4 separate regions of the Homo sapiens genome follow, and all the other regions are linked to region 3. The links are chromatin contacts, found by Hi-C or POLR2A ChIA-PET in ENCODE. All regions are on one chromosome and are shown on one strand. Each heading gives the region's core, a stretch centred on a gene start or an enhancer-like site at or near the end of the contact. The rest is flanking DNA. Distances are from core to core; before and after follow the strand shown.

Region 1 (2,700 bases), core at 41-2,540, 330 kb before region 3:
TTTTAGACAAAGTCTTAGGCCGGGCGCGGTGGTTCACGCCTGTAATCCCAGCACTTTGGGAGGCCAAGGCGGGCGGATCACGAGGTCAGGAGATGGAGACCATCCTGGTTAACACAGTGAAACCCCGTCTCTACTAAAAATACAAAAAATTAGCCAGGCAAGGTGGCGGGCGCCTGTAGTCCCAGCTACTCGGGAAGCTGAGGCAGGAGAATGGCGTGAACCCCAGGGGGCGGAGCCTGCAGTGGGCCGAGATCGCGCCACTGTACTCCAGCCTGGGCGACAGCGAGACTCCGTCTCAAAAAAAAAAAAAAAAAAAAAAAGGACAAAGTCTTGCTCTGTCACCCAGGCTGGAATGCAGTGGTGTGATATCAGCTCACTGCAGCCTCCGCCTCCTGGGTTCAAGCGATTCTCTCTCCTCTGCCTCCCGAGTAGCTGGGACTAGAGACATTCGCCATCACACTCAGCTAATTTTTCTATTTTCTTTGTAGAGATGGGGTTTCCCCATTTTGCCCAGGCTGGTCTTCAACTCCTGACCTCAAGTGATCAGCCCTTCTCAGCCTCCCAAAGTGTTGGGATTACTGGCATTTCGTACCTGGCACCATACTTTTTTTTTTTCTTTGAGACGGAGTCTCCCTCTGTCGCCCAGGCTGGAGTGGTGGTGCAATCTCGGCTCAATGCAAGCTCCACCTCCCGGATTCCACACATTTTTAATAACAGAAAAGAGAAACTGTGAACCCCACGGACCAAAGCTCTTCCCATTCATGAACCCACATCCCGAGTCAGGATTCTCCCCTGACGACCCTCCCATGGTCCCTGCAAAATCTGGGAGAAACGCGGCGCTGCCGCTGCAGAGCTGCCTAGAAAGGGCTCCAGGCCATGGCACAGTCACTGCGAGAGGAAGAGACAGGAGGCCTGGCGGCCCGGCTGTCAGCGCAGTCGCCATCTTAAGGCTGAAGGGGGCTGAGGCCAACCTGGGCAAGGAGAACTTGGGGCGCACATTGTGGAGCTGACTGCGAAGAGGCCTGAGTCCCGCCACAGTCACTTCCCACCAGTTCCACCCTGCCCCTCTTCCTGTCTCGGGATGTCGGCCGGGCACTCTCACCATTTCTATGCTTCCAGGGTGTCCTGGGGTTTTAGCTGTGGATCTCCCAATACCTGCAGGTCACAGGGCCACAGAGGCTGGGCCTCCAGGAGAATAGGACACAGACCAGTGAAGACGAGACCTGAAACGCCGGCTGCAGCTAGAGACAAAGGCCGCGCCAAAAGCGGAAAGCCGTCCTCGTCGCTCCAGCTGCGTGCCTGATTGGACGGTTTCCAGCCCAGCGTCTCTGATTGGATAATGCTTTAGGTCCCGCCCCTCAGGCCCTGAGTGACAGAAGATGTGATCAGATGCTGGGCTAAGTGAAGAGAGACAGCCTAAGCTGCAGCCTTTACAGGCAGGGCTTCCTTCCTGAGCTGACCCAGGCCCCCCCCAGAGCATGAGAAAATTCTCTTTTGTACTCACTCTCCTTTTGAATGTATTCAAAAGGTGAACAGAAGTATTTTGCTGGCATATTAATAATACATAAAATTTTTGTTCAAGAGAAAATCAACGTTTACTTTGTTAGTAGTGTATTATCAATACTAAAGCTAATGTTTTTTTTTTTTTTTTTGAGACGGAGTCTCGCTTTGTCACCCAGGCTGGAGTGCAGTGGCGGGGTCTCGCTCACCCGATTTTCCTGCCTCAGCCTCCTGAGTAGCTGGGATTACAGCTACTATTGTTGAAAAACAATAGACAATCACAAAAACAAGCTGACCTTTTTGTGTTCCTTAAGCCCTGTCCTGAAGAGCCCTGTGACTGGGCTTTATGCCAAACAACTCGTTACTAAAGAGCTGTGGTCCCAGACTGCACCGAAGCTTCATGAGACCTCTCCTCGTCTGTGCACGGACGAGTGGCCAACTCTGGAGCCCAGGCTGTTGCTTCCCTGTCTGGTGGTGAATCCTCCACAGTCTGATGAGGGTGGTGTCTGACTCTGGAGCTCAGGCTGTTGCTTCTTGGTCTGGTGGTGAGTCCTTCATAGTCTGGTGAGTGCGGGTGTCCCACTCTGGAACCCATGCTGTTGCTTCCTGGCCTGGTGGAGAATCTTCCAGCCTGGAGAGTGCGGTGTCTGACTCTGGAGCCCAAGGCTGGAAACTTGGGGACGTCCCAAATCCCGGAATGGAAACTCCCCCAGTTCTCCCCCTTGGCGTGCCCTATCTGGTGAGTTTCGGGGGAACTCATGACCCAAGTCATAATAGGAATTTCAAGCCTCATAAAGACATCATGGTTGAAGCAGAGGTGTTTCGTTTCCAGCAAAGCCCAATAGCAAGCTAACAATTGCTCCTCGAAAGGGTTATAAGCTTTGCTGGCCTCTGGCAGTTTCTGGGTCCAAAACCAGAAATGTACCTCTTCCCATCTTGTTTCTGCCTAAGGCTCCAATTAGCATGTTGATCTAGGACAGTTACTTGCAGTTCTACGGGACCATCCCAAATGGGTCATAGATCCAGGGCCAGTTGCACTGCTTGTTTATCTTGTTCGGAAGCCATGATCTCTTTCTCTCCCCAAAGTCATAGCGTTTTCTGGTGGCTGCATGCAGAGGTTGTAACATGTTACCCAAGTGGGGAATATGATGTCTCCAGAATCCAAACAAGCCAATAAATTTCTGAGCCTCATTTTTAGTG
Region 2 (2,700 bases), core at 95-2,594, 400 kb before region 3:
TTGGAGAGGAACATAAGAGGATGAGATGCATGAATTCACAGAAGTAGGCCTCAGAAGATGGTTAATAACAAACTCTGCTGAGCTAAAGAAACATGTTCGAACCCAATTTGAAGAAGCTAAGAACCTTGATAAAAGGTTAGAGGAACTGCTAACTAGAATAAACAGTTTGGAGAGGAACATAAATGACCTGATGGAGCTGAAATGTTTGGCATGAGGCCCAGTCACTAGGGCCCTTTGCGACTGGGCTCAAGGAACACAAAAACGTTATCTTGTTTTTCAATAACTAACATATAGGAATAGATTGAAACAGAGATTTCTCTGAAATGACACTACATGAATGCCTCAATGAATGCCTCAAGGGGGTCACACAACCGGTTCTGAGACTTGGTGACCATTGTTTGTGTCTGTGTTCAATTTATTTCAAAATTAATATTTAACTTTTCCTCCACAAATTCCCCTGTCTTGATGAATGGGCTCTGTCTAGGCAAAAGGCCTGTCTTTATGAATCAGCTCTGTCTAGACAAAAGGCAAGGTAAAACCCTTGGGCTGTTACACAACCTCCGCCTCCTGGGTTCAAGCGATTCTCTTGCCTCAGCCTCCGGAGTAGCTGGGACTACAAGTGCACACCAGCACACCCAGATAATTTTTTGTATTTTTAGTAGAAATGGGGTTTCACCATGTTGGCCAGGCTGGTCTTGAACTCCTGACTCAAGTTATCCGCCCACCTTGGCCTCCCAAAGTGCTGGAATTAGAGGCGTGAGCCACTGCGCCTGGTTCTAAATGATTTCTATTTCCTGTAACAATTTGAAATTACTTAAAGGTTGTTTCAAATTGAAAAAAAGAATGTAGATAAAATATAAAAAGTTAAAAAAATTACAAGTGATTATGAAATATATGTGTAAATCTCGAGAGGTCAAAAGTGACAAATCTGATTTATATATAAGGTTTTATTAAAATTAGCTTTAGTATTGATAATACACTATTACCAAAGTAAAAGTTGATTTTCTAACAAAAATTTTATGTATTATTAATATGACAGCAAAATACTTCTGTTCACCTTTTGAATACATGCAAAAAGAGAGAGAGTAAAAAAGAGATAGAATTTTCCCTTGCTCTAGGGTGGGCCTGGCTCAGCTCAGGGAGGAAGCCCTGCCTGAAAAGGCTGCAGCTTAGGCTGTTACTCTTTCATCACTCAGCCCAGCATCTGATCACATCCTCTGTCACTCAGGGACTGAGTGGGCGGGGCCTTAAGCATTATCCAATCAGAGACGCTGGGCTGGAAACCGTCCAATCAGGCAGGCAGCTGGAGCAAAGAGGACGGCTTCCGGGTTTGGCGCGGCCTTTGTCTCTCGCTGCATCTGGAGCTCTAGGTCGCCTCTTCGCTACTCTGTGTCCTCTGCTCCTAGAGGCCCACCCTCTGTGGCCCTGTGTCCTGTAGGTATTGGGAGATCCACAGCCAAGATGCCGGGACCCCTTAGAAGCCTAGAAATGGTGAGAGTGCCCATTGGACATCCTGAGAGAGGGGAGGGACTGGTTGATGGGAAGTGGCTGTGGAGGGACTCAGGCCTCCCCGTAGTCAGCTCCACAATCTGCGTCCGGACTTCTCCTTACCCAGCTCGGCCTCAGTCCCCTTCAGCCATAAGATGGTGGCTGCGCTGACAGCCGGTCCCGGGGCGTCCTGTCTCTTCCCTGCGCAGTGACCGTGCCCTGGCCTGGCGCCCTCTCTGTGCAGCAGCTCTCCACCCGCAGCTTCGGGTCTCTCCCAGATGGTGCGGGAACCACGAGAAGGTCATCAGGGGAGAATCTTGACTCGGGGTGCGGGTTCACGATTCGGAAGAGCTTTGGTCCGTGGGGTTCACAGTTTCTCTTTTCTTTTGTTAAAAATTTATGGGGCCGGGCGCGGTGGTTGACGTCTGTAATCCCAGCATTTTGGGAGGCGAAGGCTGGCGGATCACTTGAGGTAAAGGGTTGCTAGGACAACTAAATTCCTCTTCAAAGACTCAACTTCCTGATCAGAAGTTGTAAAAGTTGTAAAACAACCCTACCCCTTTTTCTCCCTTTTCCTTTTCTCGCAAATCGCTCGTTTATCCTATTTGGAAAAAGTTTGGGTCTAAGCCAACCGGGATCAGCTTAGATTGTGCGGTCTGACCCCAGCCAATAGGGGAAGGACACAAAAACAAAAACTACGTTGGGGTTAAAAACCCATTCCTGGTCGGGCGCGGTGGCTCACGCCTGTAATCCCAGCATTTTGAGAGACCTAGGCGGGAGGATCTTGTGGTCAGGAGTTCTAGACCATCCTGGCCAACACCGTGAACCCCGTCTCTACTAAAAATACAAAAATTAGCCAGGTGTGGTGGCAGGCACCTGTAATCCCAGCTACTTGGGAGGCTGAGGCACGAGAATTGGTTGAACCCAGGAGGCGGAGGTTGCAGTGAGCTGAGACCGCGCCATCGTACTTAAGTGTGCGTGACAGAGCAAGACTCCTTCACACACACAAAAGAAGGGCCAGGCGCAGTGGCTCACGCCTGTAATCCCAGCACTTTGGGAGGCCAAGGCAGGCGGATCACCTGAGTTCGGGAGTTCGAGACCGGCCTGACTAACATGGAGAAACCCTGTCTCTATTAAAAATACAAAATTAGCTGGGCTTGGTGGCGCATGCCTGTAATCCCAGCTACTCGGGAGGCTGAGGCAGGAGAGTTG
Region 3 (2,700 bases), core at 16-2,515:
GGTGTCGCGTGCCCATAGCCCCAACTACTCCAGAGGCTGAAGCAGAAGAATGCTTGAACCTGAGAGGCGGAGGTTGCAGTGAGCCGAGATCTGACACTGCACTCCAGCTCTGGCGACAGAGCGAGACTCCGTCTCAAAAAAAAAAAAATAAAAATAATAAATTGAGGAACATGGGGTACACTTGAGGCCTTGCTTGAGACACATGTGGAAAATGCCAGGGAAAATCAGTCCGCTGTGGCGTGTGAAAATAATTAAGTGGCAGGCAATTAGACTGAAGAAGCTCTAGTCCCTGGATTTCTACCTCAAAAAAAAAAAAATCTAAGCTCATGTGCATTTTTTGGGAAATTACTACATTAGGGGAAACAAAATTCAGGCTTAAGCAACTATAAACTGCCAATTAAACTGTAATTACATAACCAGGAATTTTTTTTTTTTTTTTGAGACGGAGTCTCACTGTCGCGCAGGCTGGAGTGCAGTGGCAAGATCTCAGCTCACTGCAACATCCACCTCCGGAGTTCAAGCGATTCTCTCACTTCTGCCTCCCGAGAAGCTGTGATTACAGACATCTGTCATCACACCCAGCTAATTTTTGCATTTTTAGTAGACATGGGGTTTCCCCATTTGGGCCAGGCTTATCTTGAAGTCCTGACCTCAAGTTATCCGCCTGCCTCGGCCTCCCAAAGTGCTGGGATTACAGGCGTGAACGACTGCGCCCGGCCCCATAAATTTTGAATAGCAGAAAACAGAAACTGTGAACTCCACGGACCAAAGCTCTTCCCATTCATGAACCTGCACCCCGAGTCAGGATTCTCCCCTGACGACCCTCTGGTGGTCCCTGCACATTCTGGGAGAGACGGGAGGCTGCGGTTGCAGAGCTGCCCACGGAGCGCTCCAGGCCAGAGCAGTCACTACGCAGGGAAGACACAGGACGCCAGGGGGCCCGGCTGTCAGCGTAGCCGCCAAATTATGGCTGAACGGGACTGAGGCCGAGCTGGGCAAGGAGAACTCAGGGTGCAGATTGTGGAGCTGACTGCGCAGAGGCCTGAGTCCCGCCACAGCCACTTCCCACCGGTTCCAACCAGCCTATCCCCCTCTCTCGGGATGTCGGACCGGCACTCTCACCATTTCTAGGCTTCCAGGGGCTCCCGGGCGTCTTAGCTGTGGATCTCCCAATACCTGCAGGACACAGGGCCACAGAGGCTGGGCCTCTAGGAGCAGAGGACACACAGCAGTGAAGACAAGACCTGGAGCTCCGGCTGCAGAGACAAAGGCCCCGCAAAACCCGGAAGCCTTCCGCTTCACTCTGGCTGCGTGCCTGATTGGACGGCTTCCAGCCCAGCGTCCCTGATTGGATAATGCTTAAATCCCCGCCCCCTCAGGCCCTGAGTGACAGAAGATATGATCAGATGCTGGGTTAAGTGAACAAAGAGTGCCAGCCTAAGCAGCTGGCTTTTCAAACAGTGCTTCCTCCCTGAGCTGAGCCAGGCCCACCCCAGAGCATGGGAATATTTTATCTCTTGTTTACTCTCTTTCTTGTTGAATGTATTAAAAAGGTGAACAGAAGTATTTTGCTGTCATTAATAATACATAAAATTTTTGTTCAACAGAAAATCAACTTTTACTTTGGTAATGGTAAAATCTATTAAAGCTAATTTTAATAAAACCTTATAAATAAATCAAATTTGTCATTTTTGAGCACTCCAGATTTACATATATATTTTGTAATATCTCGTAATTTTAAAAAACTATTTATATTTTATTTTTGTCCACATTCTTTTTATTTTTTCAATTTGAAACAATCTTTAATTTCCAACAGCTATAGGAGATAGAAATCATTTAGAGGCAGGCACGGATAGTTCACGCTGGTAATTCCAACACTTTGGGAGGCCAAGGTGAGCAGATCACTTGAGGTCAGGAGTTCAAGACAAGCCTAGCCAACATGGTGAAACCCCATCTCTAATAATAACTAATAAATAATAATAATAACTAATAATATAAAAAGTTACCTGGGTGTGGGGGTGCACATCTGTAGTCCCAGCTACACCGGAGGCTGAGGCAGGAGAATCACTTGAAGCCAGGAGGCGGAGGTTGTGTAACAGCCCAAGGGGTTTATTTTACCCTTTGCCTAGACAGAGCCGATTCATCAAGACAGGGGAATTTGTGGAGGAAAAGTCACATATTAAATCTGAACTCAATTGAATGTGGACACAAACAATTGTCACCAAGTCCCAGAACAGGTTGTGTGAGCCCCTGAGGTGTTCATCCAGCGCTGTATTGAAGAAATCTCTATTTCAATCTATTCCTATATATTAGTTGTTGAAAAACAATAGACAATCACAAAAAAAGGTTGACCTTTTTGTGTTCCTTGAGGCAAGTCGTGAAGGGCTCTCATCACTGGGCCTTATGCCAAACAACTCGTTACAAAAGAGCTAAGGTCCCAGACCGCCCTGAAGCTTCATAAGACCTCTCCTTGTCTGTGTACGATGGACGGGTGGCTGACTCTAGAGCTGTGGCTGTTGCCTCCCTCTCTGGTGGTGAATCCCCCATAGTCTGGTGAGGGAAAATATATATATATATATATATATATATATATATATATCTTTTCCCATTTCCTCGTCTTATTAAGATTGGCTTATTACATCAATCTGCTTATTATATTTATTTGCTTATTATATCATTTGCTTATTATATTATTACTTT
Region 4 (2,700 bases), core at 95-2,594, 490 kb before region 3:
TTTTGAGACGGAGTCTCGCTCTGTCGCCCAGGCTGGAGTGCAGTGGCGCGATCTCGGCTCACTCCAAGTTCCGCCTCCCAGGTTCACACCATTCTCCTGCCTCAGCTTCCCGACTAGCTGGGACTACAGGCGCCTGCCACCAGGCCTGGCTAATTTTTTGTATTTCTAGTAGAGACGGGGTTTCAGCGTGTTAGCCAGCATGGTCTTGATCTCCTGACCTCGTGACCCGCCCGCCTCAGCCTCCCAAAGTGCTGAGATTACAGGCGTGAGCCACCGCGCCCGGCCTTGTCTATTGTTTTTCAATAACGAATGTATAGGAATAGATTGAATAGATTGACATAGAGATTTCTCTAAAATAGCACTGGATGAACGCCTCAAGGGGCTCACACAACCTCTTCCAGGACTTGGTGACCATTGTTTGTGTCCACGTTCAATTGAGTTCAAATTAAATATTTAACTTTTCCTCCACAAATTCCCCTGTCTTGATGAATTGGTTTTGTCTGGGCAAAGGGCAAGGTAAACTCCTTGGGCGGTTACACAACCTCCACCTCCTAGGTTCAAGAGATTCTCCTGCCTCAGCCTTCGGTGTAGCTGGGACTACAGGTGTGCACCAGCACGCCCAGGTAAGGTTTTGTATTTTTAGTAGAAATGGGGTTTCACCGTGTTGGCCAGGGTGGTCTTGAACTCCTGACCTCAAGTGATTCGCCCTCTTTGGCTTCCCAAAGTGCTGGAATTACAGGCGTGAGCCACCGCGCCTGGCCCTAAATGATTTCCTTTCTGTCTCCTATAACAGTTTGAAATTACTTAAAAGTTGTTTCAAATTGAAAAAATAAAAAGAATGTAGATAAAAATAAAATATAAAAAGTTAAAAAAATTACATTAGATTACAAAATATATATGATGTATATGTAAGTCTCGAGAGGTCAAAAATGACAAATTTGATTTACTTACAAGGTTTTATTAAAATTAGCTTTCGTATTGATAATACACTATTACCAAAGTAAAAGTTTTCTCTTGAACAAAAATTTTTTGTATTATTAATATGACAGCCAAATACTTCTGTTCACCTTTTGAATACATTCAAAAAGAGAAAGAGTAAAAAAGAATTTTCCCATGCTCTCCGGTGGGCCTGGCTCAGCTCAAGGAGGAAGCCCGGCCTGAAAAGGCTGCAGCTGAGGCTGTGACTCTTTCTTCACTCAGCCCAGCATGTGATCACATCTTCTGTCACTCAGGGACTGAGGAGGCGGGGCCTTAAGCATTATCCAATCAGGGACGCTGGGTTGGAAACCGTCCAATCATGCAGGCAGCTGGAGCGAAGAGGAAGGCTTTCGGGTTTGGCGCGGCCATTTGTCTCTTGCTGCAGCTGGTGCTCCAAATCTGGTCTTAGCTGCTTCGTGTCTTCTTCTCCAGCCTCTGTGGCCCTGTGACCTGCAGGTATTGGGAGATCCACAGCTGAGGGACCCCCGGAAGCCTAGAAATGGTGAGAGTGCCTTTCCAGCATTCCGAGAGAGGGGAGGGACTGGTTGGAACCGATGGGAAGTGGCTGTGGCGGGACTTAGGCCTCCCCGCAGTCAGCTCCACAATCTGCGACCGACTTCTCCTTGCCCAGTTCGGCCTCAGTCCCCTTCAGCCATAAGATGGCAACAGCGCCGACAGCCGGGCCCCGCGGCGTCCTGTCTCTTCCCTGCCCTGGCCTGGAGCCCTCTCTGGGCAGCTCTGCACCCACAGCGCTGCGTCTCTCCCAGATTGTGCAGGGAGCACGGGAGGGTTCTCGGGGGAGAATCCTGACTCGGGGTGCAGGTTCATGAATGGGAAGAGCTTTGGTCCATGGGGTTGACAGTTTCTCTTTTCTCCTATTAAAAACTTATGGGGCCGGTCGCTGTGGTTCATGCCTGTAATCCCAGCATTTTGGGAGGTCGAGGCGAGCGGATCACTTGAGGTAAAGGGTTGTTAGTACAACGTAGTTCTTCTTCAAAGACGCAACTTCCTGGTCATAAGTTGGAAAAGTTGTAAATCACCCCTACCCCTTCTTCTCCCTTCTCCTTTTCTCACAAATCGCGCATTACCCGATTTGGAAAAAGCTTGAGTGTAAGCCAACCGGGATCAGCTTAGATTGTGCGGTCTGACCCCAGCCAATGGAGGGAAAACAAAAACAGAACTGCATTAGGGCTAATAACCCCTTCCCGGCCAGGCGCGGTGGCTCCTGCCTGTAATTTCAGCACTTTGGGGCGCCGAGGCGGGCGGATCACGTGGTCAAATTTCTAGACCAGCCTATCCAACGTGGTGAAACCTCTCTCTACTAAAAATACAAAAATTAGCCTGGAGTGGTGCCAAGCGCCTGTAATCCCAGCAACTTGGGAGGCTGAGGCCCGAGAATTGCTTGAACTCGGGAGGCAGAGGTTGCAGTGAGCTGAGATCCCTCCATCGCGCTCCAGCATGCGCGACAGAGGGAGAGTCCTCAAAAAAAAAAAAAAAAAAAAAAGTAAGCATCTTAAAATTTCCATCCTTTATGTAAACACTGTGTTTTAGTAACTTCACTGTATTTTCCAACACTTAGTTTCAAAAACCCAGTGAATAACTCTGGCATGGAAATTAAAGCTTGAACCTAGTGATTCCGAGCTAAGGCTAATATTAAGCCTGCAAAAGGAGGGTTTTTTTTTTTTTTTTGAGATGGAGTTTGTCCAGGCAGATGCAGTTAAG

What was found. A loop is a pair of places that touch in the nucleus more often than their neighbours do. ChIA-PET counts read pairs that join two places held with the same protein, here RNA polymerase II (POLR2A). Pooled maps may share reads with other maps.
Region 1: a map of naive thymus-derived CD4-positive, alpha-beta T cell shows a loop between it and region 3 (7-fold over the local background). The contact joins the enhancer-like site here to the promoter of ZNF737 in region 3. A Hi-C loop is called at or near these places in 1 of 168 maps with a recorded cell type or tissue (naive thymus-derived CD4-positive, alpha-beta T cell), 3 of 37 single-sample maps with no recorded cell type and 11 of 50 pooled maps. POLR2A ChIA-PET finds 5 or more read pairs at or near these places in 13 of 52 experiments (CD4-positive, alpha-beta T cell, OCI-LY7, Panc1 and 7 more).
Region 2: a loop to region 3 is called in a map of B cell, with 11 times the contacts of the local background. The contact joins the promoter of ZNF486 here to the promoter of ZNF737 in region 3. A Hi-C loop is called at or near these places in 2 of 168 maps with a recorded cell type or tissue (B cell and CD4-positive, alpha-beta T cell), 1 of 37 single-sample maps with no recorded cell type and 9 of 50 pooled maps. POLR2A ChIA-PET finds 5 or more read pairs at or near these places in 14 of 52 experiments (B cell, CD4-positive, alpha-beta T cell, CD4-positive, alpha-beta memory T cell and 8 more).
Region 4: a loop to region 3 is called in a pooled map, with 14 times the contacts of the local background. The contact joins the promoter of ZNF90 here to the promoter of ZNF737 in region 3. A Hi-C loop is called at or near these places in 1 of 37 single-sample maps with no recorded cell type and 7 of 50 pooled maps. POLR2A ChIA-PET finds 5 or more read pairs at or near these places in 8 of 52 experiments (CD4-positive, alpha-beta T cell, CD8-positive, alpha-beta T cell, WTC11 and 5 more).

Annotation. Positions count from the first base shown.
Region 1 is chr19:20,237,186-20,239,885 of GRCh38, forward strand. It overlaps LOC105372310 (a long non-coding RNA gene), which reads right to left. Exons shown (of 7, transcript XR_007067164.1): 3 at 1,797-2,605; 4 at 1,103-1,365. Among named protein-coding and RNA genes, the nearest start is that of ZNF486, 71 kb to the left of the region's middle. RefSeq lists enhancers at 500-1,010, 1,522-2,040. Within about 2 kb of position 1,291, at least 17 of the 41 ENCODE cell types and tissues checked have a DNase peak (open chromatin) inside an H3K27ac peak, as active enhancers do; they include OCI-LY7 and Panc1, where a contact is called at or near this core.
Region 2 is chr19:20,165,870-20,168,569 of GRCh38, forward strand. It overlaps ZNF486 (zinc finger protein 486), which reads left to right and starts at 1,345. Exons shown (of 4, transcript NM_052852.4): 1 at 1,345-1,491. The coding sequence starts at 1,462. All of the region lies in intron 5 of LOC105372310 (a long non-coding RNA gene), which reads right to left. RefSeq lists an enhancer at 1,927-2,700.
Region 3 is chr19:20,564,516-20,567,215 of GRCh38, forward strand. ZNF737 (zinc finger protein 737) reads right to left here and starts at 1,266. Exons shown (of 4, transcript NM_001159293.2): 1 at 1,123-1,266. The coding sequence starts at 1,125. The region is part of intron 2 of LOC105372316 (a long non-coding RNA gene); the gene reads left to right. RefSeq lists enhancers at 699-858, 1,069-1,118.
Region 4 is chr19:20,076,656-20,079,355 of GRCh38, forward strand. ZNF90 (zinc finger protein 90) reads left to right here and starts at 1,345. Exons shown (of 4, transcript NM_007138.2): 1 at 1,345-1,480. The coding sequence starts at 1,478. RefSeq lists an enhancer at 1,288-1,767.